Linked DNA regions of Homo sapiens: all the other regions are linked to region 3. The links are chromatin loops, found by intact Hi-C in ENCODE. Cell type or tissue: ascending aorta. All regions are shown on one strand. Links, peaks and the distances in the headings refer to the core of each region. The heading gives the core; the rest is flanking DNA.

What was found. A loop is a pair of places that touch in the nucleus more often than their neighbours do. Peaks named below come from ENCODE experiments on the same cell type or tissue, not always from the same donor. Only the 100,000 strongest peaks of a DNase experiment are listed, where the experiment ranks them.
Region 1: a loop joins it to region 3, with 7 times the contacts of the local background. A loop is called at or near these places in 4 of 110 quality-filtered maps.
Region 2: it touches region 3 in a loop (7-fold over the local background); 103 of 110 quality-filtered maps call a loop at or near these places.
Region 4: it touches region 3 in a loop (5-fold over the local background); 67 of 110 quality-filtered maps call a loop at or near these places.
Region 5: it touches region 3 in a loop (6-fold over the local background); 8 of 110 quality-filtered maps call a loop at or near these places.

Annotation. Positions count from the first base shown.
Region 1 is chr2:21,115,747-21,121,797 of GRCh38, reverse strand. No RefSeq gene overlaps it. Among named protein-coding and RNA genes, the nearest start is that of TDRD15, 5.2 kb to the left of the region's middle. In ascending aorta, for the core only: a CTCF peak has its summit at 3,297 (motif pointing right); a DNase peak (open chromatin) is centred at 3,297.
Region 2 is chr2:20,658,613-20,664,663 of GRCh38, reverse strand. No RefSeq gene overlaps it. Among named protein-coding and RNA genes, the nearest start is that of GDF7, 5.5 kb to the left of the region's middle. In ascending aorta, for the core only: a CTCF peak has its summit at 3,015 (motif pointing left); DNase peaks (open chromatin) are centred at 2,473 and 3,013.
Region 3 is chr2:20,960,725-20,966,775 of GRCh38, reverse strand. No RefSeq gene overlaps it. Among named protein-coding and RNA genes, the nearest start is that of APOB, 80 kb to the left of the region's middle. RefSeq lists an enhancer at 3,673-3,722. In ascending aorta, for the core only: a CTCF peak has its summit at 3,609 (motif pointing right); DNase peaks (open chromatin) are centred at 3,635 and 4,695; H3K27ac peaks cover 1,442 bases.
Region 4 is chr2:20,778,986-20,785,036 of GRCh38, reverse strand. The region is part of intron 3 of LDAH (lipid droplet associated hydrolase); the gene reads left to right. Among named protein-coding and RNA genes, the nearest start is that of LDAH, 41 kb to the left of the region's middle. In ascending aorta, for the core only: a CTCF peak has its summit at 3,204 (motif pointing left); no DNase peak of the experiment used is centred there.
Region 5 is chr2:20,719,970-20,726,020 of GRCh38, reverse strand. The region is part of intron 5 of LDAH (lipid droplet associated hydrolase); the gene reads left to right. Among named protein-coding and RNA genes, the nearest start is that of GDF7, 56 kb to the right of the region's middle. In ascending aorta, for the core only: a CTCF peak has its summit at 3,259 (motif pointing left); no DNase peak of the experiment used is centred there; H3K27ac peaks cover 3,239 bases.

The DNA of each region.
Region 1 (6,051 bases), core at 1,394-5,393, 150 kb before region 3:
CCACTTGGGTAATTCTTTCTGGTACTATGTACTGGTACTATCTACTATCTTCGGGTACTATCTTTTCTGGTACTATCTAATTGTTGGTGGCCACTCAACAATTTTTAACACTTACTTAATGGAGCAAATTCTAAAGTTAACTTTTTACCCTCTTTTTAAACAATACAAGGGACCTTGGGACACTTTAACACACACACACACACACCTTTCTCTTTTTTGTATTTTTTATTGATATATCATTGTTGTACATATTTTTGGAATACATACGATATTTTGATATATGTATGCAATGTGTAACAATTCTCTCAGGTTAATTGAGATATCCATCAGATCTATTTTTGTTTTTTTGAGACACTTTCATACTGTTTACCATGGTGGCTGTTCTAATTTATATTCCCACCAAGAGTGTACTGATGTTCCCTTTCTTTGCATCCTCAACAGGATTTGTTATTTTTTGTCTTTTGGATAATAGTCATTCTAGTTGGGGTGAGATGATATCTCATGGCTGTTTTGATTGCATTTCCCTGATGATTAGTGATGTTGAACATTTTTTTTCATATACCTGTTGACCATTTGTATGTCTTCTTTTGAAAAATGTCTATGCAGGTCTTTTGCCCATCCTTTAATTGGATTATTTGGGGTTTTTTTTTTTGGCATTTCGTTATTTAGTTCCTGATAGATTCTGGTTGTTAATCCCTTGTGGGAGGGATGATTTGCAGATATTTCCTCCTAGATAAATTCCACACTTAGAGCTATCCCATTTTTGACAAAGTCACCAAGAACATACACTGGGAAAGGACACTCTCTTTAATAAATGGTGCTGGGAGAACTAGATCTCCATATGCAAAAGAATGAAACTAGATCCCCATCTTTCACCATACACAAAAATCAACTCAAAATGGATTAAAGACTTAAATTTAAGACTGGAAACTATGGAACTACTAGAATAAAATGTTGAGGAAATGCTACAGGACACTGATCTGGGCAAAGATTTTTTGGGTAAGACCTCAAAAACACAGCAAAATAGGCAAATTGGATTACAAATTGGATTACATCAAGCTAAAAGCTAAAAAGCTTCTTCACCAAAAAGGAAACCATTAACAAAGTGAAAAGACAAGCTACACATACTGCTTTCTAACTTACATGCTTTTTAACTTGAAATCTGCTGGAAGAAGTCTCCATGAACATATAGGTCTTACATTACCTATACATCAGTTAACTTATACTCATCCTTCAGTTCTCAGCTTACAGGCTGCTTCCTCTGAGAAGACTTCTAAGTCTGGGTGAGTAGTCATGACTGGAATACTGTACTATATACTTAGAAATGCCCAAAAGCTTCCCAAGGGGGTATACAGGCATAACAGTCCCAAAGGAATCAATTTTCAGACCCTCATCTTTTAAATGTGTTTTTTTCTGAGGCTGAGCTGCCTAAGAACCAAACCACCTGCGAGTCAGAATCAGCTAGTTGGTTCCCCTTTTCTCCTTCCCTTTCACTGTTGCCCAGTTTCCAATTTATAAATAAAGATGTCTCCTAGCCAGGTGCGGTAGCTTACGCCTGTAATCCCAGCACTTTGGGAGGCCAAGGTGGGCGGATCACCTGAGGTCAGGAGTTCAAGACCAGCCTCGCTAAAGTGGTGAAACCCTGTCTCTACCAAAAATACAAAAATTAGCTGGGTGTGATGGCACACGCTTGTAATCCCAGCTACTCAGGAGGGTGAGGCAGAAGAATCGCTTGAACCCAGGAGGTGGAGTTTGTAGTGAGCCGAGATCACGCCATTGCACTCCAGCCTGGGTGACAGAGCGAGATTCCATCTCAAAAAAAAAAAAAAAAGGTCTTCATCGCCTATATTTATTACTGTCTGTTACCCTGAAGTGTAAATTCCCCTGAAACACTGAACAAATAAGCAGCTGTTTAAAATAGTAGCATTGTGAAGCCTGCCTTTGTAGGGCCATTGTGTCTTTTTCCATATTATTCAAATTTCTGTGAGACACACACACAAAAACAACAACAACAACAACAACAAACAAAAACACTTCATTGACCTGTACACTGAAGATGAGTGCACTTTATATATATATATGTTATACCTCATTGAAAAAAGTTTTGAAAAAGTATCTTAAAATTAACAGTATGTTTTCTGAGCATATGTGTTAAATAAGGCATATCTAGGTGAAATAATAACACATATAATTTTTTTAAGTCCTTTTGTTAAGCTTCCCAGGAATTAAGATTGTAGACCATTCTAATGGCTAGGTAGAAAATCATTTTTCAAGTCAGGTAGTCTCTAATTTTAGTACTTTATTTTTTAAAAAAAGATTGAAGAATCTAGGCAAGTACCCAATTATCAGTAAATTAATTATCAATCATTACAGGTATGAGAGCATTAGGGGTATGAGAGAAAAATATTTAAGAACCACTAAGTTATACATTCTCATGGTAACCTGAACTTTTTCCCTTACTTATCATAATCTATAAATACATGCCTATTGATATGATTATTTGATGTGTGTTTCTCCAACATCAAGTCTCATGGAAATAATACTAAGCATATTGTTTATCCACAGTGAATCTAAGTCAAAGATTCAGTAAGCAAGTGGATTACTGTGCAAGTGCTATTTGCAGTCCTGGGAGTAGATGAGATCATGCAGAAACAGATAAACAGAGAAGAGGATGGAACTCTGGAAAACAGCAGAAGATAACTCCTTTTAGTATAAAAACCGTCATTTGTCTTCGCAACTTTTCCCTTTTCCTTTCCTGCTTTGTCCCTAGAGAGCACAGTGTTTTGCACACAGAAACAATTTCAATGTTAAAATAAACTTTCTTCCCTAAACATAGTCTAAGACACAGAATACATAATTACTCTTAGGAGTATTCTTTTCAGGGCAATAGTTACCTTAGAAGACTGCACCTTGTTGTCTTCACTGTCTTGTAGAAGAAACAGATGTGAAATACTCAAGATATAGATAGTCCCATAGCCCCTTCAAGGAAGTTGCAAGTGATCTTTCCTCAGAGCCTGACATCGAAAAGTTAATTTTTTTTGTTATCACTCAGTTTAATAAATCATCTCTGAGTGCATCACGCACTATCATGTCACATGTTCTAGTCAGTGGTAAGAATGTTTTTCTTCTTGCTCCCATATCCTCTAATATGCTAAGATCAAGTCCATTTATTCTGTGTTTCTTCCACTCACTTTCTAAAACTTTAGCTCTAAATAAATTAACATTGATGACTTGCTTAGATAGTCCCTATCTGGTTGGACTTGGTTTTCTATCTTGTCAGTTTTTTATGTGGCCACCGGGAGGCAGCATGAACTTGCCTACTGATAATCTCTCTTGATGCCTGTACATCTGCAGTCATCCTGTCACTTTTTAAAGAAAGATGTCTTTTCTATTTAAGATGTAATTAAATCTCACCTTTTTTTAAAATAATACTTGGTGATAATGGGACATGGGGAAACAGAGATCATCATATGCTTGTGTTAGAATGTTAATTGGAGCAATTTGAAAATTACTTATCTGAAACCTTAAAATTGTTTATGTCCTTTGCTCTGGCATTCCCCTTCCCCACACTCACTCTCCCATTCCCAGCAATTTCTCTTTATGGAATTATTGCCATCGTGAGCAAAGACTTAGCTACAGGGACATTCAGTACAGCATGCTCATACAAACATCAACTAGAAACAATATAAATGTCCAACAAGAACACATTCTGGTCATATAATAGATAGCTCTGAGGCTGATAAAAATGATATTATTGAAATTTTTCTGAAAATGTGGTATACATATCACCAGATCTGGTCCACAAGACCATTGTAAGTGGGACATGAAAAGGAAGCATGCTTCCTTTTCACTGTATCTCTTATCTGCTCCCAGAAACAGTGTCCTGGCCTTGTGGCCTTCCTCCTAGACAGGCAGAAGGCTATGGCTTCCCATACACACCCAGGCTCTTCTCTTCCCCAACCTCCTCTAGGACTTCCTTATCCTATTCCCTCTCCAAGGCCCAGGTTTCATCCCACTCCCTTTATTTATTTATTTATTTATTTATTTATTTATTTATGTTTTAATAAAGAAAGCTGTAAAAGAATGTCATCTCCATCTGAAGACAACAACAAATCCAAATAGTCATTTATTTATTTGTTAGATTTCTCAGCAATATTTTGGAGATTTTATTATAAAGGTTTTGCACATTTTGATAAGCTTTTTCTTTTCTCAGACAGGGGCTCACTCTGTCAGCTGGAGTGCAGTGGTGTGTGATCATGGCTCACTGTAGCTTTGACCTCCTGGGCTCAAGTGATCCTCCCACCTCGGGCTCAAGTGATCCTCCCACCTCAGCCTCCCAAGTAGCAAGGACTACAGTCACATGCCACCACACCTGGTTGATTTTTAATATTTTTTTAGAGGTGGGATCTAGCTATGTTGCCCAGGCTGGTTTCAAACTCCTGGGCTCAAGAGATCCTCCTGCCTCCACCTCCCAAAGCGCAGGGATTACAGGGATGAGCCACTGTGCCTAACCTCCAATCCCTTTCCTTCCCACACAGCTCTTTCTGGTTCCCCAGCACAGCCCTCCAGGTGGTCGAGCAGCCAGCCAGCTCCACCCTCATTGCCTTCAAGCTCCTTTTCTTAATATTTCCTGAAACCCCCAGCTCTGCCCCTTCCCCTAAGCTCCTGTCTACCTTCTTGTCCTATGATGTGCTTGCCATATCTCTTAGAGAAAACCTGTCCTGATTGCTTTTTTTTCTTTTTTTTTTTTTGAGACAGAGTTTTGCTCTTTGTTGCCCAGGCTGGACTGCAGTGTAGCGATCTAGGCTGACTACAACCTCCGCCTCCCGGGTCCAAGAGACTCTCGTGTTTCAGCCTTCTCAATAGCTGGTATTACAGGTGCCTGCCACCACACCTGGCTAATTTTTGTATTTTTAGTAGAGACAAGGTTTCACCATATTGGTCAGGCTGGTCTCAAACTCCTGATTTCAGGTGATCCTCCTGCCTCAGCCTCCCAAAGTGTTGGGATTACAGGCGGGAGCCACCTCGCCGGCCCCTCCTCACTCCTCTCCTCCAGCCTCCCCTTTGTCCCTGGAAGTCCCCAGTTTCTTCTGCATGCCATTGCTCCACCCTTAGCTTCAGCACTCCCTTCCCCAAGCCTACAAAATAGACTTCTTTTATTTATTCTGGCCCTTTTATTTTCTACTCCTATCTGTTTCTTCCTTATAGCCCTCCTCCTCACTTCTAACCAAAGCTTCTTTGCCATTTAATATGTTTTGCAAGTAGAGCTTCCCCAAATATCTTGTTTGATTTAGGAAACAATCATAAATGTCATCTAGATATATTCCCAACTCAGTAGCGAGGATAAAGTGTTCACCTTTTTCTAACAATAGTCACAAATATGTGGCAGTCAATTTCTTTCTGTAAATGTATAGGAGCTAGTTAAATTCCTAGTTCAGAACGTATAAAATTGGTGAATTTCCCAAGGAGAAATTAAAAAGCAGTTAATATTTCCTATGAATTCTATGATTTAGAGAGTAGTTGGGAAACGAGAAATAAGACAAAATACAAGTAAATGTTTTTCTAAGTTCATTTAAATCAGATCCTAAATCTCACTTGAAATTCATTGTGGTCTTTGTGGAGAAGAATTCTTTTGGAAATTGGAAATTATTGGTTCATGGTTCATGTGTACTAGAGCAATATAATGTCTCTTATCAAGAATTGCCTTTAGTATGGAACATCATTTATTAATGTCATCCAGTCATGGGTCACATTATTAATGATGAAACAGAAAAGCAAGTCCCTTACATCCTATTCTCAAAGTCTTCTAAAAGTATCAATGTAAATTGAATAAAATCTACATTTTATGTATTTGAAATATAACAATGAGTAGCCAAAAAGATATACATAAGCATCTGACAACAGTGTGAAAAAAAAAGTTTTTAGTAATATGAATACACATCAACTTTGGCCACGTATCATTACCTTAAATCTCACAAGAAGAATTTTGAATATTTTTATCTACCATTATCAAAGATTGACTAGGTCTATATACCTTAACATTCTATATTT
Region 2 (6,051 bases), core at 1,279-5,278, 300 kb after region 3:
CACATGGAGCTTTAGGATGGACACAGGAGACAGCCAACAGGAAGCGCATAAATGCACAGTGTGCTATCCAGTGGTTCCGAGTAAAGTGATGGGCTGGGGGGCTCTGTGATCAGCAGAGGACACATTGGAGCCGAGCCCAGGAGGAGGCAGAGAGGATGCATGGGTCATGCCTGTCTCCCTCGCTCCCTGTAAATAATGATAGTGCCCATTCGTTGTCCCTTGAATGTCAGGCACCTTGCCTGCTGCTCCACACACCTCATGCCATTTCATTCTCACAACTACTCTATCCTGTGAGATGGGTATTCTTCCCATTCTATAGAAAAGGAAAGTTGAGCTAAAGAATTCAACACCTTGCGCAGAGTCACCTGGAGAGTGGCAGAGCATGGAGTCATCAACTATCCTTGCTCAACCCTTGGCTTGGGGCTGGGGGATGGGAATGTGAGGGGCTTTGTTCTGCCGCCCTGCTCCCCAGACCCCAGTGGAGAGGCAGAGTATGCCTGCCTTTCCTCTCTGGCTTTCTAGAAAATTCTTGGCAAAGAAAGGACCTCTCTAGTCCAGGTGAAGACTATGAAAGTGTTACCCAGGGGACTCTTGCCTGCCACTGCTCGCAACTGGAAGCGGAAAACACTTGCCATGGAAAATAGCCTGTCATACCAGCAGCAGGACCTGCCCATGACCCAGGTCTCCAGGTGCCCTGCCCAGTTGGGACTTCCTCTTAGGTGATGTGGGGATCCTTAGGTCGATTGGCTGGGCAGGAGAGAGCTAGTTTGCACAGCCCGGAGCCCTTGAAGCTGTGCACCACATGCTAACTGCACTAAGAGCCTTGAGAATGAAAACCTTCCTCTGTGTTGCCCCAGCCATCACTGGGGAGCAGATGAGGCCCAGAGGCAGATGTCAGGAGCAGAGATCAGAGAAGGTTGGGAGAAAACTGGGGCCTGAAAGCCCTAACTTTAGTTCTTCATCCATCTGATCACCCCCAAACCCCAGACCTCCAGACTCCAGCTGAGTCCTCCTCAGAGAGAGAAGGTGAGATTGCCTCCAACGGAGGGAGGAGGGGAAAGCAGCCTGCTTGGGGCGATGTTTGACAACTGGGATGAAGAGGGGCAGTTCCCACATTCCCGCCCCAGACCCTTCCTTGCAGAGCACTTTGCTGCTCTTCCACCCCTTGCAGAAGCTGTTTGTTTTCTCTGAACACCAAGTCCCTGATTCAGTCATAGAATCCAAGGATCTGAAAACAACTTTTGGGGTTATTATTTAAGCCAACTTGCCATGCATGCCTGAATCATAACAAATTGCTTCCTGGGCTGCACTTGCATACCTGCAGAGGTGGGGAACTCCCTATCCAAGGCAGCCTCTGATACCTCTGAATGGGAGGAAGTTCTTTTTTGTTCTTTTTTTTTTTTTTTTTTTTTTTAGGAGACAGGGTCTCCCTCTGTGGCCCAGGCTGCAGTGCAGTGGCAGAATCATGGCTCACGGTAACTCAAATTCCTGGGCTCAAGTGATCCTCCTACCTCAGCCTCCCTAGTAGCTGGGTCTACAAGCACAAGCCACCACACCCAGCTAATTTTTAAAAATATTTTGTAGACACAGGGTCTTGCTGTGTTGCCAAGGGTGGCCTCAAAGCATCCTCTTGAGCCCAGGCTCAGTCTCCCAAAGTTCTGGGATTACGGTTGTGCTTTCCTGTACCCGGTTGTGAGGAAGTCCTCTCTACTACTACTAGGAGAGCCACATCTCTCGAAGGTACCTTTGCTGTGGGGAGTTTGCATGTCATCTGGGAACCTACAACACTAGATTGATACTACTTAGGGAGTTAGTCTTGGATCCCGCCAGCTACAGCCATTTTGAAGCGACTGTCAGGTACGGGAACTTGGGCAAGCCCCAGCTGTAGCCTACTCAGCCTTGCCCAGGGTCTCCTGCCATACCCAGACACCTGGCCCCATGTCTGATGACAAGACAACTAAAAGATCCCTTAGAGGCAACCTACTCTACATTGTCCACATGCAGAAGCCAAGTCCCCAACAAGGGGATGTGATCAGTAGCCTGTCATTTGGCATCATAGCCATCTTCTATCCTGGGTCCCCCTGTGATCAGGGGCCTTTGTTCTCCATTGCAGCCCAGAGGGTCTTGCCTCACCTCTGCTTAGGGCACCCTGTGGGTGCAACATAATGAGGGTCAGCCTTTGCCCTCCCCTCTCCTCTGTTGGGGATGCTGGGTCCCTGCAGCCATGCACTAACTTGGAACATAAAACTGATAATCCTGAGAGTCAAGAGACCTCAATTCAAATCGTGCCTCTAAACTTGGGCTGCAAGTTCCTCACCCTTCCTGGCTTTAGACCCCAGATGTGCAGTGAGGCTGACAATCAAACGTCCACAGGGTTTGCAGTGAAAGACGGGAAGAGTGTGAGATGGGTCCACTGCCTGGGACCCAGCCAGGAGCCTGTCCTCTGTCTGGACCCACCGTAGCCTCTGGGCCTTTTGACTCAGAGCTGGAGAAAGGTTTGGAGGTGAGGAGATAGGGCTCTGGGTTAGGTCTCCCAGGGAAGGCAAGGGACAGAAGTTGATGACAACAGCCTGCAGAGCCATCCACCCTCTCTGGGTCTGGTGATGATGGACTCCTCTCAGTCCAGAAATCTGCTGCAAATGTCTCCCACAGAAAGACCTGGGACAGCAAGGTGGGAAGATTGCAGCGGGCTCTGGCTTAGCCCCATAGGATGCCCAGGGCTGGGCTTCCTGAAGCTAGAGGAATTTCCCAGGCTCAACTGGTGATACCCGGCCCCAGGTTACTCAGAGCAACAGCTCTGGCATCCACACTGGGGTCAGCCACAGCTCTGGCCCCAGGCCGCTGGGCGTGGCCTGCCCCTGTGCCCCAGGCTACCGGGAGGGGGAGGAGAGGCAACAGAGAAGAAGGGAGAAAGGTAGCTTCTTTACCAGAAGCCTTCCAAAAGGGACATCTCAGAGCCCTTGGGTTTGGGACGAATCAGGGAGGGCTGGTGGACACTGCCATCTGCTGGTTACTTGTTGTAACAGCAGTGCAGTGTTGAGGAACTTCCTACTTACTGGGAGAAGACTCAGGAACCAGTGCTCTGGGCCTCTGCAGGTGAACAAGCTCGCATGGGGCTGTAAGGTGTCCTGGGAGATGAGTGACAAGGACCATATGCTTCCATTGACCCAGGAAAAAGACTACAGTATAGGGTCATGATAAAGATCTGGCTTCCAATCCACTTTTGCTGTGTTCGAGCTTTGTGACCCTGATTAAATTAACCTCTGTCATCTTCTGTCTCTTTGTCTTTAAACAGGGACAGGGTTGCCTACTTATAAGGGGTGTGTCAAAGAGTAGATTAAATCAAGTAGGAAAAGTCCTTGCCCCAGTGCTGGCTCAGTTAAAAAAAAAAAAAATGGTGGCGTTTCATGCCATCTGGGTAAGTCCTGGTTTAACCAGTTGGAAGGCCAGCTCATCTAGCTTGTTCATTCAGTCTCCTGGGTGTGGCCACTGTCTTGGAGGCATTTCCCCTCTGTGGACTTGCTCACCATGGATTTCAGTATTCTGAATGTTCTGCAGCTGTGTCTTCAGTAGATTTTCTTGGAGACCTTTGTGGACACATGAGATTTAAAACAAACAAATAAACAAACAAACAAAAAACTACTTTTGGAAAAAAAGCTGCGGACTCTTTGTGCAATAATTTGGAATGCCCAGCCCTCCAGTCTTACTTAGATAGAGCTCAGGGTTTCTGTTCTAGACCCACAATGATTAGAGGAACCAAATTATCTGCCGCCTGGGAAGATAGGGGCTGACAGGAACAGAGTTGGAGGAACTAGAAGATGTGTCCACAGTCTAGGATATGAGACTTGCAGCCACCCCTGAGGATGACAATATTGGGAACAAATGATCCACCAGTTCCTGAAACAGAGTGTTGACCCGGAGGATCACAGGGCTGACCGGATCCTGGTGTCTGGGGATTGGCTGTCTCAGCTCTTCTGGTCCACATAGTAAAGGTGTCTGTGAGATTTGTCTGCAGGAGGCAGTCTCCGAGGCTGCCCCGCAAAGAACGAGGCACTTACAAAACTGGGAACCTGGCCCTAGGCTATGACTCCCCCATGTGCCCTCTCACCCTCATTTCCTAGGTAGCAGATCCATCCTAAATAAGGTGTTAATTTAGGGCAACTAAAACAGAGCCCAGCTAGGTTCTGTCCTCCGAGTCTTCATTCCTGGTTTGAATGAGGAGCTAGAGGACTCTAATCAAAATGCTTGTCCTCATTGCTGGGGACACAAATCTGGAAGTTAGTAAAAACACTGGGTTACAGAATCAACATCTAAAAAGTCATTAGCAAATCACTGCAAAATTGAAAGAATAATGAGATAGCACTTTTTTCCTCTCTAAATCTAGCAAAACTGAAAAATATGAAACCCGTTATTGGCAAAAGGATGGGCAAACGGGCACATCTACATATACCTTTGGCAGGAATATAAGTTCGTAGAGATTTTTCAAGAACATGGATCATGAAATACAGGCTATCTAAATTTAAAAAAAAAAGATTTTTCAAGAAGAGCATCAACATTTTAAAGAAGGAAAGGCTTTGATTCAGCACTTTTACTTTTCCCTTGTAAAAATGTTGTTTCATTTATAGCTATACTTGCACACGTGAAGATAAATATACAAGGTTTAAAATTGAGGTGATAATAAAAAGTGGAATAGATGATACTTAATCTAGTAAGGACAAAATGATAATATACCCTCAGAGTGAATTATGATTCCCCCAGTGTGAGACTGAGTTAGATCCACATGCATGGCTTGGAAATACGCCATGATATATTATACTGAGATACAGGGTGGGCAGAATAGAGAGGTGGGGCAAAGGGCTGATTCTCAGTTGTTCACACCCAAGCCAAAGCCACACGGATAGACATGTTTCTGTCTGCCTGTCACTGCCCTGCCACCCCAGCCCTCAAACCTCCTTGGGACTCTCTCTTTCATCTTTCTGCTTTTACTCACATTTTACATCGTCAAACAATAAATCCTCCTTGGAGATCTTCATTATCAGATATCAAAATAAACCAATTCCCATATAGCACTGGAAGGAGGATTGACAGATCACGGGAACAGAATAGAATCCAGAAACAAATAACAATCTTTGAAAATATGTAGAAAAATAGTGACAATTCCAGTGAGGGAAAAGGATGACTTGTTTAATAAAAGTTACCAGTGAATGACACTAGATGCTTGATTAAGTATTTAGAGGGGGAAATAGACTCTTGTGACATAAACCAAAATTAATTCCTAGTGAATCAAAGAATTTATTAGAGACTGAAACTATTATAAGCGTATTTGGAGAAAATATGTAAATATTTATACAGTCTGGGTAAGGGATACTTTTCTGAGTTCATTGCAGGAACCAGCAAGAATTATGTCCATGGTTGGAGCTTCATAAAAATCTTAAAACATGCTTGTAAGAAAATTCTGAAAACAGAATTGACCTTAACCAAATAATCAAACTTAATGTCACTAATCATGGGGGAAATTGGCATCACGTGCTCTTGAAAGGGATTCCTCAGTGTGGCACTTCTGCCAAAGATTCATCTGCACCTAACAGATGAAACAATTAGACAAATCCAAACAGAGGCATATTCTGAACCACTGACCTAAACTCTTCAAAGATATCTATGTCATGAAAGATGAAAAAGCCCATTTTAGAATAAAGGAGACTAAAAGAACGTGATAATTAAATGCAATGCAGGATTTTCAGTTAGAGTCTTCACTGGGGGTGGGATGTCAGGATGGGAAGGTATGGGGAGCATTTGTTAGTAAAGACATTGTTTGGGCCGGGCGCGGTGGCTCACGCCTGTAATCCCAGCACTTTGGGAGGCCGAGGCGGGCGGATCACGAGGTCAGGAGATCGAGACCATCCCGGCTAAAACGGTGAAACCCCGTCTCTACTAAAAATACAAAAAAAAAATTAGCCGGGCGTAGTGGCGGGCGCCTGTGGTCCCAGCTGCTTGGGAGGCTGAGGCAGGAGAATGGCGTGAACCTGGGAGGCAGAGCTCGCAGTGAGCCGA
Region 3 (6,051 bases), core at 1,207-5,206:
CTTTAACCTACCTGGATCTTTCTTTCTAGGCAATGAAGGTATTAAACCTCACACTCTCCACTAGACTTCCAGCTCTGCAAACCTGGGCTTTGATGAATGATGCAAGAGCTGGCATCCCACCTACCCTGTCTTAACTGTAGAGACAGCAGACAGGACAACAAAACCAGCTGCCCCCACTCTTGGACTTAATTCTTTGGCCTTCAGGAAATCTTGGCTCTCGCTTCTCTCCTCAATGTCATTCATAGCCCTTCAGTGTTGGCCTTGTGGGCTGGGAGCGGTAAGGAATGGTAAGCCAGGAAGACTTGAGAACATTTTCCCTGGCGGTCAGGAAAGCACATCAAAAAGGACGCTGTTTTCCTTCTTTTCTTTCCTCTGTGCTTCCTTAAAACTGAAGTGAATGACATCACAACAACACAAAGTTGCCAAGACATACTCTACAAAAATGTCCTCACATGGTTACATTTTCTGCAAATTACAGCATTTGGAGTATAAATCAGAGTAATTGTTTAAATCAGAGTGACTGTTGAAACAGATTTCCAGTGATCAAATCAAAAACGCAATCATTCTTGCGGTTCCTCCGGTGCTTGGAGCCCCACGTACTTCTGAAACTGTCGGTTGTCAGTTACAAGGAGTGTTTACATTAACATACTGCCCGAACAGAGAAAATATATATTTTAAGAAGAAAATGTGAATCCAGGGTTACAAGAATGTTTCTGAAACAGCTAAGTCATCTTGTTTCAAGTAAAACCAGATGTTTGCATCAAGAGAAAGCCAATCATTTCTTTTAATTATGCTCAATGGCCAGGCCACCAAGAATACCCACATGTGTACACATAAGCCGGTGGAAATCAAAGGCTTTGTGACAGAGAAAGCAATCAGCAACTTCCAGACCACCAAATGGCATCCCAGCACCAGCTCTGGGCACTGTTTGAGCTCCTTCTCTAGGAGAGCACTCGGTGAGATGAGACTTGCTTCCCCCAGCGCCAACATCTCATGTCCCACCTCTGTCCCTAAAGAGTCCAGCACAAGGCCAGGGGTGAATTCCCTAGTCAAGATTCAAGATTCAGGGTGAGGGTCAACAGAAAAGGAACCTGGACAGTTAAGCTGTCTTCTTAAATGCCTTCCCAGGCCACTTCTCTATCAGGAAAGCCTCAGAAATATCTTAATGCTGAAAGAGGTGCAGTGGGGGCTCATGCTCTAGCCTGCATACCCAGATGGTAGAGGAGCCTGAGTTCATGGGAAACTTACCTGCTAGCTTGGCCTACACTCTGAAGCACTGTGGGGGTTTGATGGCACTGGTGGGAAGTCACACTCCGGCAGGTGGGCAGAGGGGATGGCGTTGGGGATGTCCACTTCCCTCTGATGGCTGCTGGGCTCAAGTCAGGGAAAAAGCCCACTTTCCAGTGTGGAGACTCCAAGCACAGTCATCATTGCCTGCTACGGTCTTCACTGGTGGAGCACAGAGACTTGGCACTAGAAAGACTCCGTTGTCAAAACGTTCCCTGTGAAAAGAAGAGAGTGGCCATGGCCCCAAAGCTTCCTCCCTGTACAACCACAGTGCCTGAGCTTTCCCTAGGTGGTAGTTTTGAATATTTGTTCCAAAAATCACTGCAGAATTATACTGCAGTGTTTCTCCTAATAGTAGTGCAAAAACTTAACACACACTTTGAGTCTGTTCCCCGAACCACGTTGTTTAAGCACGAGCTTCACAGTTTTTACTATCTACTATTATTGGTTTTAAGTTAAAATGCCTTCTTTTCTTGTCTTTTCTATTTTGTTTTGTATTATTTTTACTTAGATTATTTAGTCTTTTCCTAAGAAAAATTATTCATGAAATCACAGGTAAGGTATGCTAATTGTATATATTTGTAATATGTGTTAAATACATAAGCATTAAAATAAAAATATTTATCTATGTTTTGGCTAAAATCATTTCACAAAACACTATCAGTACTTGTCCATGGTTTTGGGAAATGCCACTTGAAGATATTTTGTAGAATTATAGCATTTCTTTCAAACCTTTCATCAGATTCCTTTAAATGACACAGCAATAAGCGATTTTCAAGGCAGTAACACTGATCCATGGCTCTGGGAGCACTGGAGCCAGCTCTCAGCATATTGATTGGCATCGGGGGGGAAGTAAGCCCCTGCTTTGTTCTGCCTCATTATAAACAGTGGCCATTTCCTATCAAGAGAATAAGGGAGGGACATCTTCTCCAGGATGCATTGTGAGGGTTGTAGACAAGTACTCAGATATGCATGTAATGTTTCCTCCCTGTCTTCATTTGTGCCCCCAAATTTCCATGATTATTTCTGTTTTTCTCAAAATGGTTCCAGCATAGGAAGTTTTCAAGGAAAGTGAATCCTGTATCATTATTAAACTAAGAGCTCTGCTTTGAACTTAGCCCAGAAGTCAGACCCACGTCTGTGGAGCAGGCATTTGCTAATCACTTCTTGGCTGCGGTTGACTGGTAATGTCCTCAAAACCAAACCATCATGGGGATTCTTGAAGTCAGAAGGGAAGCAAGTTGTTTAAAAATAAAACACTCCCTACTTTGGGCCCCCAACTCTATAAGATAGCAGCTTAACAGTCTAAATGATTGTTTTGAAATGTGCTTTGACTCCAGTTTTGCTAAATGTTTACTTGGGTCTTTCAACCTCATTGATTAAATATCCTGACTTGATTCCAGGCCAACCAATCCTACCATGTAACAGTGGAGTTCCCTTGCCCGATGTGCTTCATGCATGGTGCACTGTACACTGTTACTTCATAGCTCGGAAACTTCATCTGAAGGGCCATTTCTGAGACTCTACTCATTCATTCATCCATTCAACCTTTTAACACACAATTATTAAGCACCTATTAAATGCAATGGTCCAAGATAATTTGCTATGGGAGATTTGAAGATGCATTGACCATGAATATGAAACCTCTAACCTTGGAGAGACTTCAGGTCCATATTTCTGCAGACAATTGACCTTTATCAATCCCAGGACAATGCTAAGGGACATTCAGTCCCCCTTTGATTTACTAGAAATAAATCTCAGAACAATGCAACATGCTCTTTAAGTAAGAGTTTTTTTTTTTTTTTTAAATCACTTATCTTGCCTCTTGCAAGAGGTTGAGTCAAATGCTGAAGGGAATTTAACTAGAGTCTTAATTGGAAATGCAAAGAGTTGCTGATACCATCAAAAAAGGAAGAAGCTGAGGGAAGTGACAAGACAAGCTCTTCTTTCTAAACATCTGGTCCCACTCTCTCAACAGCTTCATAAAACACTGTTCAGAGCCGGCAGATGCATCAAGAGTACCTGGCATACAGCTACGTACCCTGAAGCAGGTGGACCTCATCAAACTTTGGCTACAAAGTAGTTCCCTATTAGCTTGCCCTTTGATTTACATTCTCGCATGAGAGTATCTCCAGGCAACGCATTTGAACAGCAGAGGCCTTTGCAGAAAACTCACAACACATGTGAGTTTTTTTTTAACATGTGGGATGCTACTCCACCTGGGGGTAAGGCTCACCTTTTGAGAACAAGAAGAGGGGAAAATCTGGACAGCCACAAGCCAGTCAACAAACCCAAATTGGATGCCGTGGCTGCAGTGAAGTATAGAGCTCACCACCAGAGGGCAGCAGTGCACACAGACACAATGTAACCTCCACATTGGAGGAGAAAACAGGTGGAAGAGGAATTAGCAATGTGCCCAAGGCTCACAGTAAGTACACACAGATGGAGGCTCAGAGCCCTGGCCTCTTACTCCCAGCCAGTCCTCCTCCACTTGCCCCCAAGGTCTCAGGAAGAGGTCATTGTGGATGGTTAGGCATCTTTATTTTACAATTGAAGTTGCCTGGTCAGACCTTAGCATCTCCTCCCAGGGAGCATGAGAGCCCTCAGCAATTCTGAGATGCTGGATGCTCTAACTTTTTTGACCTTGACCCATGGTAAGAAATACATTTAACGTTGCAAGCCACTTTTAGTATACTGTCTATCATGTGCAAAACAGCAGCACATTTTTACAAAGCAATACCCTTATTTCTCAATTCTGTCTCTTTTTTTTAATGCTAGACAGGTCTTCATCCACTACTCATATCACACTCTACTAATTGGTCACCAGTGCTGATTCAAAGGGTGGCATGGAGAGTGGCCCTTCAAAGAAAGTAGGCTGCCCCAGTCCTCTGCTCTGTTATCCCTGGATGCTACAGGCCCTGCAAGAGCTTAGGAGGGGTCTAGGGAGCTGAGCTCCTCCCATCTAAGAGGGAGAATCATGGCCCAGGGAAAGTACCATAGATAACCTTAACGGATAATTTAGCTTCATTTTGCCTATGTCATTCCTTCATTCATTCCCTCAGCAAACATTAACTCACCACTGAGAGTTTAGTCCTGTCCTTAGCCAGCCCCTGCCAGGAGGTGGTGACATGTGGTTTTAAACATCCACAGCCTTCTCCCGCAGCCTACAGGTCCCAAGACCTCTGTGGGTCCTGATCCTGAAGTTTGTGTGAAGGAGAAGATGGGAAGAGTGAATGGGGAACAATCTGAGGCAAGAGGACCAGAAGATGCTCATGGCTCAGGGGCTGGACCAGGCAGAAGCTGCAAGGGGAATTTTCTGACTAGAGGCTGGAATCTCAACACATGGGCTCAGAAACAGAGGCTCCATGACGCTTCCTCCTGCCGCCAACCCATGCACCTCCCGACTCAGAAGCAACCCCCCCGCCATGGGGCACAGCTCATAGATCTATTCTTAACGTCTTTCCTGAGACTCTGCCAAGTATTTCACTTGCTCAATTTCATTCCCTTGCTCCCTGCATGTTATTTTATGAAGAAACTCAAACGAGGAGACATCTATCAATTATCAACCCCCAAGTGATCCTAAAGCCCTGCTTAAATGCAAGGGCGAGATTTTAAATCTAATTCCCTGATGTCTGGGGTGAATTCCTGGTGAGGTCCCACAACTAAACAGAGAGCTTCCTGCCTCAATTCTGGAATTCATCTCTGCTAAGGGAAGAAAATGCATGACAATAAAAATCTGCCAAGCCCTAAAGCTAGGGCTCTGTCCTGAGGATGCTAGCTCAGCCCTCTAGCTTGGCACTGTTCTCTCATCTCCCATCTGCAACTGTAGCCCAGAAGACAAAAATGACTCAGAAGAGAACTGGTTCATTGCAAGTGATATTTATTGGGTGTCTACAGGTTGCAAAGCAGTGAATTTAGCATCAAGGAAAATAAGAAGATGAGTTATACCCAATTACTTCTTCAAGTTTTTCCACAGTTGGGTAGAGGAGGTAAGATAAGCCTTGGCTTGAGTAGCAGCCCTCTGAGAACCCATCCCTCTCTCACCCAGGGTACTGGGCCCTTTTTTGACCATGCTTCTTCCCTGAACCTGTTCTTCGCTTACCACATGAGATTGTATTTGTTGGCTCACCTGTCTGCTACTCAAGTAGAATGCCATTTCCTTATGAGCGGTTTGGAGTGATGCTCAGCTACTGGCTTCAAAAAAGAAGGAAGGGGCCGGGGCCCCAGGAATACAGGCACTTGAAGGTGAAAAAGGGAAGGGAATGAATTCATCCCTGTATTAGCTTGTTCTCGCATTGCTGTAAAGAACTACCTGAGACTGGGTGATTTATAAAGAAAAGAGCTTCAATTGATTCACAGTTCCTCAGGCTGCACAGGAAGCATGGCTGGGGAGGCCTCAGGAAACTTACAATCATGGCGTAAAGTGAAGGGGAAACAGGCACATCTTACACAGCCAGAGAAGAAGCAAGAGAGATCGAGGTGCAAGGTGGCTACACACTTTTAAACAACCAGATCTTGTAAGAACTCACTCACTATCACAAGAACAGCAAGGGGGAAGTCTGCCCCCATGGCCCAATCACCTCGCACCAGGCCCCTTCTGCAACATTGAGAATTACAGTTCAATGTGAGATTTGGGTGGTGACACAGACAGTTCAATGTGAGATTTGGGTGGTGACACAGACAGTTCAATGTGAGATTTGGGTGGGGACACAGAGTTGAATTACATCAGTCCTAGAAAGGAATACAGCCTTGCCAACACCTTAC
Region 4 (6,051 bases), core at 1,122-5,121, 180 kb after region 3:
CATGGATAAATGAAATGAATGTCAATCATGTTATAAAGGATGGAAGAGAGGAATTGGGAATACTCAGTTGTAACATACCTGGACTAACGGTGAAATGGTATAGTGTTACTTCAGATGAACTTGTGTTTTTTTGTTTTTTTTGTTTTTTTTGAGACAGGGTCTCACTCTCTCGCCCAGGCTGGAGTACATTGGTACAATCTTGGCCCACTGCAGCCTCAACCTGCCAGGATCAGGTGATCCTCCCACCTCAGCCTCCCAAGTAGCTGGGACTACAGACGTGTGCCACTACACCTGGCTAATTTTTGGATTTTTAGTAGATGCAGGGTTTCACCATATTGCCCAGGCTGGTCTTGGAACTCCTTGGGCTCAAGCGATCTGCCCGCCTCAGCTTCCCAAAGTGCTGGGATTACAGGCATGAGCCACTGTGCCCAGCCAAAAAAAAATTTTTTTAATAAGTATAATTATTATGAGAAGAAGAGAGAATGTTAGATCATTTAAAATGCTCAATTAAAGCTAGGAATAGAGAGTAGGATTTTAAAAAGAAAGAACAAGTATAACAAAGAAGAAACATTTATAAATATGATAGCTATTAATTCAACTATATCAGTAATCACTTTATTTATTTATTTAGAGATACAGTCTCACTCTGTCACCCAGGCTGGAGTGCAGTGGTGCCAACGAGACTAACTGTAGCCTGAAACTCCCAGGCTTAAGTGATCATTCCCACCTCAGCCTCCTGAGTAGCTGAGACCACAAGTGTGTGCCAGCATGCCTGGCTAATTTTTATATTTTTTATAGGGACAGGATTTTGCCATGTTGCCTGGGCTAGTCTTGAACTCCTGGGCTCAAGTGATCTACCTGCCCTGGCCTCCTAAAGTGCTGGGATTACAGGCATGAGCCACCATGCCCAGCCTCAGTAATCACTTTAAATGTGAATGGTCTAAATATACCAATTAAAATACACAGATTGTTGGAGTGGTAGGGGGAGATCCAACTATATGTTGTCTACAAGAAACCACTTTAGGACCAGGCACAGTTATACACGCCCGTAATTCCAGCACTTTGGGAGGACGAGGTCAACAGATTGCTTGAGCCTAGGAGTTTGAGACCAGCCTGGGCAACATGGTGAAACTCCAACTCTACAGAAAAATACAAAAATTAGTCAGGCGTGCTGGCACGCACCTGTGGTTCAGCCTACTCAGGAGGCTGAGGTGGGCAGATCACTTGAACTCGGGAGGTTGAGGCTGCAGTGAGCCGAGATCATGCCACTGCACTCTAGTCTGGGCGACAGAGTGAGATCTTGTCTTTAAAACAAACAAATAAACATTTTAAAACAAACAAACAAAAACTTTAAGTATAAAGACACAGATATGTTGCAAGTAAAGGGATATACAGAGATATACCATGGTAGCACTAGTCAAAAGAAAGCTGGAGTAGCTATTTTAATTTTAGACAAAGCAGGCTTCAGAAAAAGAAAATGTCAGGGATAAAGAGGAGCATTACATAATGATAATAGAACCAGTTCTTCAAGGAAACATAACAATCCTTAACAAATATGTACCTAACAACAAAGGTCAGAATGCAGGAGGCAAAACTGATAGACTGCACTATTATAAGTGGAAACATCAGCAATCCTTTTTCTGTAATGAATAGATCCAGCAAACAGAAAGGCAGTAAAGATATAGTTGAACTGAATTGCACCTTCAGTCAACTTTATTTAATTGACATTTATAGACTACTTCATCTAACAACATAGTCTTCTCAAGCACACATGGAGCATTCACCAAGATAGACTACATTCCGGGCCATAAAACATACCTTAAGAAACTTAAAATTGAGTATAAATTATACAAGGTATGCTCTTAGACCACAGTGGAATTAAACTAGAAATCAACAACAGAAACATAGCTAGGAAATCCCAATATATTTAGAAGTTAAACAACACACTTTTAAATAACACATGGGTCAGTGAAGTCTGAAGAGTAACATAAAAATACTTTGAGCAAAATAAAAGTGGAAATACAACTTATAAAAATTGGTAGGATATAGCAAAACTAGTGCTTAGAAGGAAATTTATAGCATTGACTGCATGTATTAGAGAAGAAGGAAGATATAAAGTTAATTACCTAAGTTTCTGCCTTAGGACACCAGAGAAAGAACAATTTAAGCCTAAAGCAAAGAGAAGAAAAGATGATAAAAATGGGAACACAAATCAATGAAGTTGAAAACAAGAAATTATTAGAAAAAAAATCAACAAACCAAAAGCTAGTTATTTAAAAGACTAATAAAATTAATAAGCCTGTAGCCAGGCTAACCAAGGGGGGAGAAAGAGAAGACGCAAATTACAAGTATTCAGAAAGAAAAGAAGATTCATTGCTGCTGATCTCTTAGATAATAAAAGGACAATAAACTTAACTTAGATAAAAGGGACCAATTTATTGAAAGATACAAGCTCCCAAAACTCACACAAGGAAAAATAGATGATCAGAATAGACTGTATCTGTTAAAGAAATTAAACCACCAAAGCTGAATAAGGACAAAACAAGAAAAGTATAGGTCAATATCCTTGAGGGACATACATGCAAAAATTCTCAATAGAATACCAGCAAACTGAATTCAACATCACATTAAAAGGATATGGTCATGATCAAGTGAGCTATCTTAAGTCATACTATAGACAGAAGCGAACATTTGAAGAGAACATGAATGGCAACTTTGAAAGTTGAAAACAGACTCAGAGGATCACCCTTGATCAGGTGTTCTCAAACTTTGGCATGCATCAAAATCACCTGGAGGGTTTATTAAAACACAGGTGGCTACCTCTGAGTTGTTGATTTAGTAGATCTGGGGTGGGACCTGAGAATTTGCATTTCTAACAAGTTCCCAGGTAATATTGGTGCTGCTGGTCCTGGGACCACATTTTCGGGACCACATTTTCAGAACCACTGCCCTAGATGTTCACAATAAACACTGATACGGAAAACCAGTAGAAAATATCTGTCATGTGTCTGAATTTTTAGGAAACAGCTTTAATTCTTATTGTAAATTGACATCTTATTATTTATAACTTTACTTTGAATATGTTTATCTCTAGTTGGCCTGCTTGTGTACTATTGAGTTAATAACTTAGTAATTAGTCTGGGTTCTTTGCTACCTAATGAGAATAGTGCCATCTAGAGGCATTAGCCCAAAGGGCCACCATAGCGCCAAAGGAAGCTGTGGTTTCTGGAGAGGGTGAGAGGGCAACTCATTATCATCAAGGACTTATTGACAACCTACTAGGTTATTAACTGTCATGCTACAAGGGTATACAAAGAGTTAGAATTGCTTGCCAGTCTCCACCTTTTAGGTTTGTGACTTTCTGTATCTGAGTAGCTCAAAAGTTCTGTGAAGGCTAAGTAGGGCTCTGGGCCTTGGACCAGCCCCCCATTCAGCTAGAACAGTTCTGCTCTCATCTGTTGTACACATTGGAGGTTATGTTTGCAAATGTATGCTATAGTGGCTTTGGATAGGCAACACAGATATATTATTTGCTGTCCAAGATTGTCCTAAGGTACTGATTTTCTGGCATGCAAAATAATGGCGTGAAAAATATGTAATCATTGAGAAAAAGGGCATAAGCTATTACCACACATCAAATGTTGAAAGTATGTTTTCCTTCATATTAGCACATGTTAAAATTATGAACAGTTGGAAATAATATTCTAGTAGACCACATTATCACAATCATAAGTTGAATATAATTGGAAGAACAGATGTTCACCAATGTCAGAAGGGGATGATTCGAGGGGAAAAAAAGTGTGAAAAGAAAATTTGAGGAGTTAGGAGTATAAACTGTTTTCTGGATTTGATTTGCTATAGAGTCAGCACACATGATGGGAAATTCATTATCAACTATTTCAAGTCATTGTTTAGAAAGTATGAAATGAAAGCTAGAAATCATGCTGGTTTTGTATTAGCAGATAAAAACATTACCTAAAAAAGTTATACAATCTTGCAACTAATGATGAATTTGAGTCATGCTTATCCAAAGAAACAATAAACTACTCTCACTGCAGTCCCCCAAATAGGAAGAAAGAGAGAAAACCCAGTGGAGCTTTCTCTTGCCAGGACTGGGAGTGGCAGGGCAACAAGGAGGTAAGATGGAATGACTAGATGAGCCCAAGGCAGGAACAACCAATCAATCAACTCTCAGGGCTCACAGTCCCTAGAAATGAAAGCACGTAAATCTGTGGGTCAGAAGAGCAAAAAACCAAAGTGCAGAGCAAGAGAAGAAGTTAGGAATCAAGCAAATTGTTAAGAGTCCCAGGGCAGACAGAAGTAGGGAGAGTGAGCATTGCAGTTAACGTCCATAACACAGACCAGATTGTGCGCTCCTCTCTTGGCAATCTATAGGTATCTTCTCATTGATCACAGAACCGAGTCCAGACTCCTTGGTGTGAAGTTCAGTTTCCTACTTCATTTATACCCAACTTTCCTTTTTAACCTTATGCTTCACCTTTCCATATAACCACACATAGCCACAGAACTCATGGCTTTTTCCAAGTAACAGCCATGGAAACATGGCTGTTTCCAAAATATCACTTTACAATAAAAAGTAACACACTTTTTATGCCTTTTTCTTTTATTGTTTGCTAAGTCTATAACATTATGTTCTCCTTGCTGAATCTCTCTGCTGTTTCCTGCTAAGGACTGTTGAAGTCCTTAGCAGATAATTGGTTTTAGTCAAGTGGAAAGCATAATTTGATGACTGTGGTTTTCACCGTTTGGAGAATAATAATTAAAAATTATTTTATAAAACATATGCTTGGGGTTTACAAATTTTGAAATTTGTTTTCTAAATAAGATAGCAGTGTTAAATAGAATAATTATCTCCCATCTCCTTCACTGTAATGCATACTTTAAGAGCTAACAGAGTTGTACCAGTGTTTAGATACAGGGAGCTTACAGAATACTTAGGGAGGGAGCTGGGGTTTGATGAGAGTGTACTCCCACTTCAGCCTAGTAACCTCAGGACAGTTGTGAAAGGAAGGCCTTATGGATCGATGAAGTAGGTAAGCCTACAGAATTAGGGACCACAGTTCTCATTGAGCCAATTCACTGATATTCAGTATCAACCCACAACATCTTTGGGGGCTTCTGTATTCCATGTGAGAAAGAAATCAATGGTGATTTTCCCTACAAAATAGGTGTAAGATATCTAGGAACAACCGCATGTCAATGCATTCTTTTTTTTAAATTTATTTTGAGAAATTTTTAAAAACGTAGCAAAATAGAGTTATATAACAATCAAAGTTTCTATTACTCACAATTGACAGTTAACATTGCCATATTTACATAAATATTTTTTGTTAACAAAATAAGTGAAATAAAACAATACAGAAAAAGGTTTGTTTTTTGTATCCCATCTCTAGTTCTATCATGAATTTAGAGTAAATATTTCATGTCTCTTTTTATGTTTGTAGTTATATATATTTATATATATGTATAGCATGGTGAACAACATATTATTTTTTTGTGTATTTGAAAGAAATTAAGGAGGAAACTTTTTATTTTATTTTTTCTTAAAAAAAAAGGTATACATGAGCAGAATGTACACGTTTGTTACATAGGTATACGTGTGCTATGGTGGTTTGCTGCACCTATTGACCTGTCCTGTAAGTTCCCTCCCCTCACCGCCCCACCCCTCAACAGCCCTAGTATGTGTTGTTCCCCTCTCTGTGTCCATGTGTTCTCAATGTTCACCTCCCACTTATGGGTGAGAACATGCTTCACAAGGAAACTGTATTTTCATCTTGATCAAAGAATTCTTTAAAATATGAAATATTATTCTTAGCCTTTCAATTTTTACATGCAAGTTGTTTAGTTATTAAGATACAGCTTTGGAGTAATGACTGGGGGCAGGATGGAAGGGTTTAGTAGCTGAGCAAATTCTGGTGTGAGATGTAGTTACTGTCTGCAGACTCAGTCCTACCAAAGGCATGTGTAGTGCTAATCTCCAGTCTTGTCTGTTCCATGGTCAGAGATGACCAATAAATACTGTTTGTATGA
Region 5 (6,051 bases), core at 1,162-5,161, 240 kb after region 3:
GATCTATTTTTCTCATGTGCCAAGAAATCCAGGCATAGGCAGTCCAGAGGTAAATAACATCTCAACAGTGCCATCTGGGACATGGGTCGTATGTTTCTACTCTGTTGTCCTTTGCACATCACATAAACCTTTATCCTTGTGGTCATCATCTCATGGTCACGTCATGGCTCCTGCAACTCTAGACCTCATGTCTAACATTCAGCCAGAAAGAAAGGGAAAGGGGAGAAAGGCAAAAGGCCTACTCCTGATTAGGCTTTGGCTTATTTAAAAAGAGAATGTCCTCCCTAGGAACTTTTAGATTAGTAGCCAAAATATCCCTTACTCTGAGGAATAGAGAAAAGCCATATGTTTTGATTTCCCCATGACTCAGTAGAGTCAATCAAGGGAAATGAAAATTTTTGTTGGCTTTTAGGTAGTTACATTGCGTCTACTACATCCACACTGCAAGATGGTCTTGAGATTCAACATCCATGGACTTAATCTCAGAATAGCCCACCTACCAAACACTGAGGTAAGACAGTCAGTCCACCAGAACTAAAATCCATCGTTGCCATGTTCCTGCAGAATGCCTTCAGGCGTTGTAACCCTTGGCAAGATAAGCTCACAGTGAGGTCTACCGTTTATTTCTTAATTGTGACAGGTCTTCTTCAAATCTTGTCTAAATAAGTACCCATCCACAGTAGAGCTCATCTCAGCTCCCAAGATTATTGTATTTTTTATTTTAAAGGGAGTTTTAAAATGTTTGGCATTTCATCGGTATTAATGGGCTTACTAATGATTATTCTCCTCAGCCACCCCCCATCATGGTGCTGAATCTACCAAAGCCTTTTCCTAACCTGTCAAACCTTTTCATGAGTACTTTAAGAAAGTGATTTTTCCTTGTAAACGTGGTGGTATATTTTGGACATGTAGAATCTGTCAGACCTTTTAAATAAGATCAAAGTGACTAGAAGTAGTATCTCAGTCACCATAGACCAAGAGTAAAACTCACATATATATTGCGGTATATACACCCACAATGGTTGATTTCCTACCTCCCAAATTCACCTGTCATAATGAAACCATGCCCATCTCCTGTAATTCCCCTTGCTTCAGTACCAACAAGTCCCTCTCCTCAATAATGGCAAAGCCAAACAAACTGGGGCATTCTAATATGAATCATACTAGTGGTACTAGGCTACGTACCACCAAAACAGCAGCACAACTTGGCTTGCCACCTTGCAGTTCTACTTTAGAAAACTATTTATGCATCACCTTCCATTTTATGATTAGTTGTGGTTTAAATTGCCTCTACATTGTCTCTGGCTCTTATAACTAGTGTGTATGTGGCCTAGTTTCTGACTAGTCCCAACAGGGGCTGTTAGACTTGTACTCTGGCCTTCAGTTATTCATCTCACTTTTATACCAGTACCTGCCAGCTTGGCTTACCAGTGTCAGTGTGCTTCAGCCTCTAGTTCTGGCCTCCATCATGATGTCAGCTCTTGGACCACTTCCTCCCCACCCCGCTTTCCAAAGCACTAGCTGAGTAACCTTCTCTGTCAGTCTCTTCCCATTTATTTCACTTAACAACCCTTCCTTACTGATACCTGCTGTGAGCTAACTGTTCAGATAAGCACTGGAGAGAATAATGAATGAAATATAGTTCCTGCCCTTAAGTTACTTACAGTGGGATAGAAGAGAAAAAATATGAAGAATTTTAATATATCATAGGGCTATCATAAATCAGATACAAGGTATGAATGGTAATGAGAAAGGAGAGATCAGTTCTATTAATACCTAGGTAAGTAACAGAGGAGAAGATGAATGAATTTGGACTTGAAGGTGAGTTGGGATTTTTCCAGACAGACAAAATGGCACCAGGATAGGCAATTAGAAGGCAGCCTTCTGTTATGGATTATGTGTACTTGGAGAATTGGGTGATAACATTTGACCTGTGAGATGAATGCCCTATTGGTCTTCCAGCTTTAGCCCTCACTCGGCTATTTCAAACCTTTTAGCCAGCATAAGTTAAAGTTGTATAGTAATTTTTGGACATTAAGCAAATCTTAGAAAATAATGTTAGTAAATAACATTAGACTCTTCAATTAGTCTTTTTTATACCTGTGTTTAATGGAGCAAAAGTAAAGAATTAACATTCTTCCAAATCATTCTCTTTCCTTCATGTTTTTGTTTCCATTACTACTGCTACTAGACATTTCCTTCACTGTAGTGCTTGAAATTCTGAGTTCTGCTGGATTTCCAGGAATGCTGTTGACAGTCATTGCCAAGAGAAATGTGTTTTCCACTTAGGAAATTACACTTCTATTTGGTATTATTATTTCTGACCACTATGTTGTATTATGAGCATTTCTGAGGAATGACAAAGATGGCTTCCTTGGAGCAATTACTGGAAAAGAAGCTGGTGTTCTATTAAAAAAAATATATGCTTAGATAGGAAATTACCAAGAAATAAATAAGGGTAGGAATAAAGGTGGGATGGAGTACATTCCCTGATGAAAAAATTTACTTTCAGAAAATAGGACTCCTTACAAATTATTTGAATTTTTAAGTTTTTTTTTAATTTAAGAATGACAAAAAAGTACTTAAAACATAAATGTGTCCCTTCATGAATTATCACAAAACAAACTTCTATTAACTGCCACCCACTCAAGAATCACCATTGCCCGAGTCTCAGAAGACCCCCTTATGCTTCTGCCCATCTCACTTACTCCATTTTCCCAAATGTAACTACTACTAACATCTAGATGTACCTGGTTTTGGACTTTAAATAACTGGAATTGTATAATGTATACTTGTTTGTGTCTGACTTCTCTCAGTCAACATTGTATGTTGCAACTTTAATTATTTCATTTTTATTACTAAATACTTTTCCACTGGATGAATGCACTACAGTGTATTTATTTATTCTATGATTGATGAATACTTGGGTTGTTTCCAATGTGGTACTACTAAAAATAATACTGTCAAGAGCATTTTTATGCTTGCCTTTCAGTGAACTTATGCACATATTTCTCTTGGGTCCATCCAGAGAGGAAATGCAGAGGTCATATGGTATGCATATGTTTAGCTTCAGAAGACAATACTAAATGGTTTCCAAAGTGGTTGTACCAATGTGTACTCCCACCAGCAATATATGAGTTTATGTTGCTTCATTTGCTCACCAACACTTGGTATTGTCTGTATTTTTTGTTTTTGCTATGTTTTGTAATTTGGGTCAATCTAGTAGGTATATAGTGCCATCTGATGGTGTTAAGGTTTTCTAAAAAATATTTTGAGATTGTTCTTTTTCTTTGATTACATAATAGTTGTACATATTTTAGGGTACATGTGACATTCGAATACCTGTATACACTGTGTTATGATCAGATTAGGGTAAATGGGGTATCCATCTCTTCAAATATTTATCTTTGTTTTAAGAACATTACAATTCTTCTCTTCTAGCTATTTTGAAATATACAATTACTATAATTTTCCCACTGCATTATCAAATACAGGAACTTATTTCTTATATCTGATTCTGTTTTTGTACCCCTTAACCAATTTCTCTCATCTGTTCCACCCCGCTTCCTTTCTAAGCCTCTGGTAGTGACCATTCTACTGTCTACCCCTGTGAGATTCACTTTTTTTTTTTTTTTTTTTTTTTGAGACAGTTTCATTCTGTCGCCCAGGCTGGAGTACAGTGGCGCAATCTCGGCTCACTGCAAACTCTGCCTCCCGGGTTTAAGCAATTCTCCTCTCTCCCACCTTCCCCCGCCAGTAGCCAGGATTGCAGGCGCACACCACCACGCTCGGCTAATTTTTGCATTTTTAGTAGAGACGGTTTCACCATGTTGGCCAGGCTGGTCTCGAACTCCTGACCTCAGGTGATCCGCCCGCCTAGGCCTCCCAAAGTGCTGGGATTACAGGCGTGAGCCACTGTGCCCAGCCGTAAGATTCACTTTTTAGCTCCCACATAGGAATGAGAACATGCAATATTTGTCTTTCTGTGCCTGGTTTTCACTTAACATAATAACCTCCAATCCCATCCATTTTTCTGCAAATGACAGGATTTCATTCTTTTTATGGCTGAATAATATTCCATTATGTGTATATACCACATTTTCTTTATCCATTCACCAACTGATGGACACTTAGATTCATTAGTATCTTGGGTACTGTGAACAGTGCTGCAATAAACATGGGAATGCAGATACCTCTTTGATACACTGATTTCCTTTCTTTTGGATATAGACCTATCAGTGGGATTGCTGAACTGAACTATGTGGTAGTTCTAGTTTTAGTTTTTTGGGAAAACTCTAAACTGTTTTCCATAATGGCTATACTACTTTACATTCCCAACAGTTTACAGGTATTCCCCTTTCTCTGCATCCTCACCAGCATTTGTTATTTTTTGTCTTTTTCTTGATAGCCACTCTAACTGGAGTGAGATGACACCTAATTGTGGGGTTTTTTTTTTGTTTGTTGGTTTGTTTTTAATGTTTTATTTCCATAGATTTTGGGGAACAGGTGGTATTTGGTTACACGAGTAAGTTCTTTAGTGGTGATTTGTGAGATTTTGGTCCACCCATCACCCAAGCAGTATATAGTGAACTTAATTTGTAGTCTTGGTTTTGATTTGCATTTTCCTGATAGTGATGCTGAGCATTTTTTATGTACTTGTTGGCCATTTGTATGTCTTCCTTTGAGAAATTTCTATTCAGGTCTTTGGTCCATGTTTTATTCAGATTATTTGTCATCATGCTATTGAGTTGTTTGAGTTCCCTAAATATCCTGGTTATTAATCCCTTGTTAGATGGATAGTTTGCAAATATTTTCTCCCATGCTGTAGACTGTTTCTTCACTTTGTTGATTGTTTACTTTTCTATGTGTAGCTTTTTAGCTTGGTGTAATCCCATTTGTCTATTTTTCGCTTTTGTTGCCTGTGTTTTTGAGGTCTTACCCGAAAAAAATCTTTCCCCAGACCAATGTCCTGTAGCATTCCCCCTAATGTTTTCTTTTAGTAGTTTCATGTCCTATTAAAGTCTTTAATCCATTTGAGTTGATTTTTGTATATGGTAAAAGATAGGATCGATCTAGCTTCATTCTTCTGCATATGGATATCTAGTTTCAATAATGTTTATTAGAGAGACTATCCTTTCCCCAATGTGTGTTCTTAGTGCCTTTGTTGAAAACAAGTTGGCTGTAAGTATACTGATTTATTTCTGAGTTCTCTATTACATTCCATTGGTCTGTGTCTGCTTTTATGCCAGTATCATGTTGATTTAATTACTATAGCTTTGTAGCATGATTTAAAGTCAGGTAGTATGATGCTTCCAGCTTTGTTTTTTTGTTTTTGTTTTTTCCTTTCCTTAGGATTCCTTAGCAATTCGGCGTCTTTTGGGATTCCATACAAATTTTAGGATTGTTTTCTCCATTTCTGTGAAGCATGTCATTAGTATTTTGAGAGAGATTGCATTGAATCTGTAGATTGCTTTGGGTCATATAACATTTCAATGATATTAACCCTTCCAATCCATGAGCATGGGATATCTTTTCCTTTGTGTGTGTGTCCTTTCCATTTCTTTCATCAGTGTTTTATAGTTTTCCTTATAAAGAAAAACTTGTTTTGTTAAATTCACTTCTTTTGTTAAATTTATTCCTAGGTATTTTTTAGTAGCTATTGTAAATAGGATTGCTTTCTTGATTACTTTTTCAGATTGATCACTGTAAACGTATATAAACACTGCTGATTTTTGTATGTTGATTTTGTATCCTGCAACTTTACTATCTTTATTTATCAGTTCTGAGAGTTTTTTGATGGAGTCTTTAGGTTTTACTAAATAAAAGATCATGTCATCTGCAAACAAGGTTAATTTGACTTCTTCCTTTCCAATTTGGATACTCTTTGTTTCTTTCTCTTGCCTAATTGCTCTATCTAGGACTTCTAATACTATGTTGAGTTGAAGTGGTGAAAATGGGCATCTTGTCTTGTTAGATGTTAGTGGAAATACTTTGTTCACTGTTCAGTGTGATATTAGCTGTGAGTCTGTCATATATTGCCCTTATGGTATT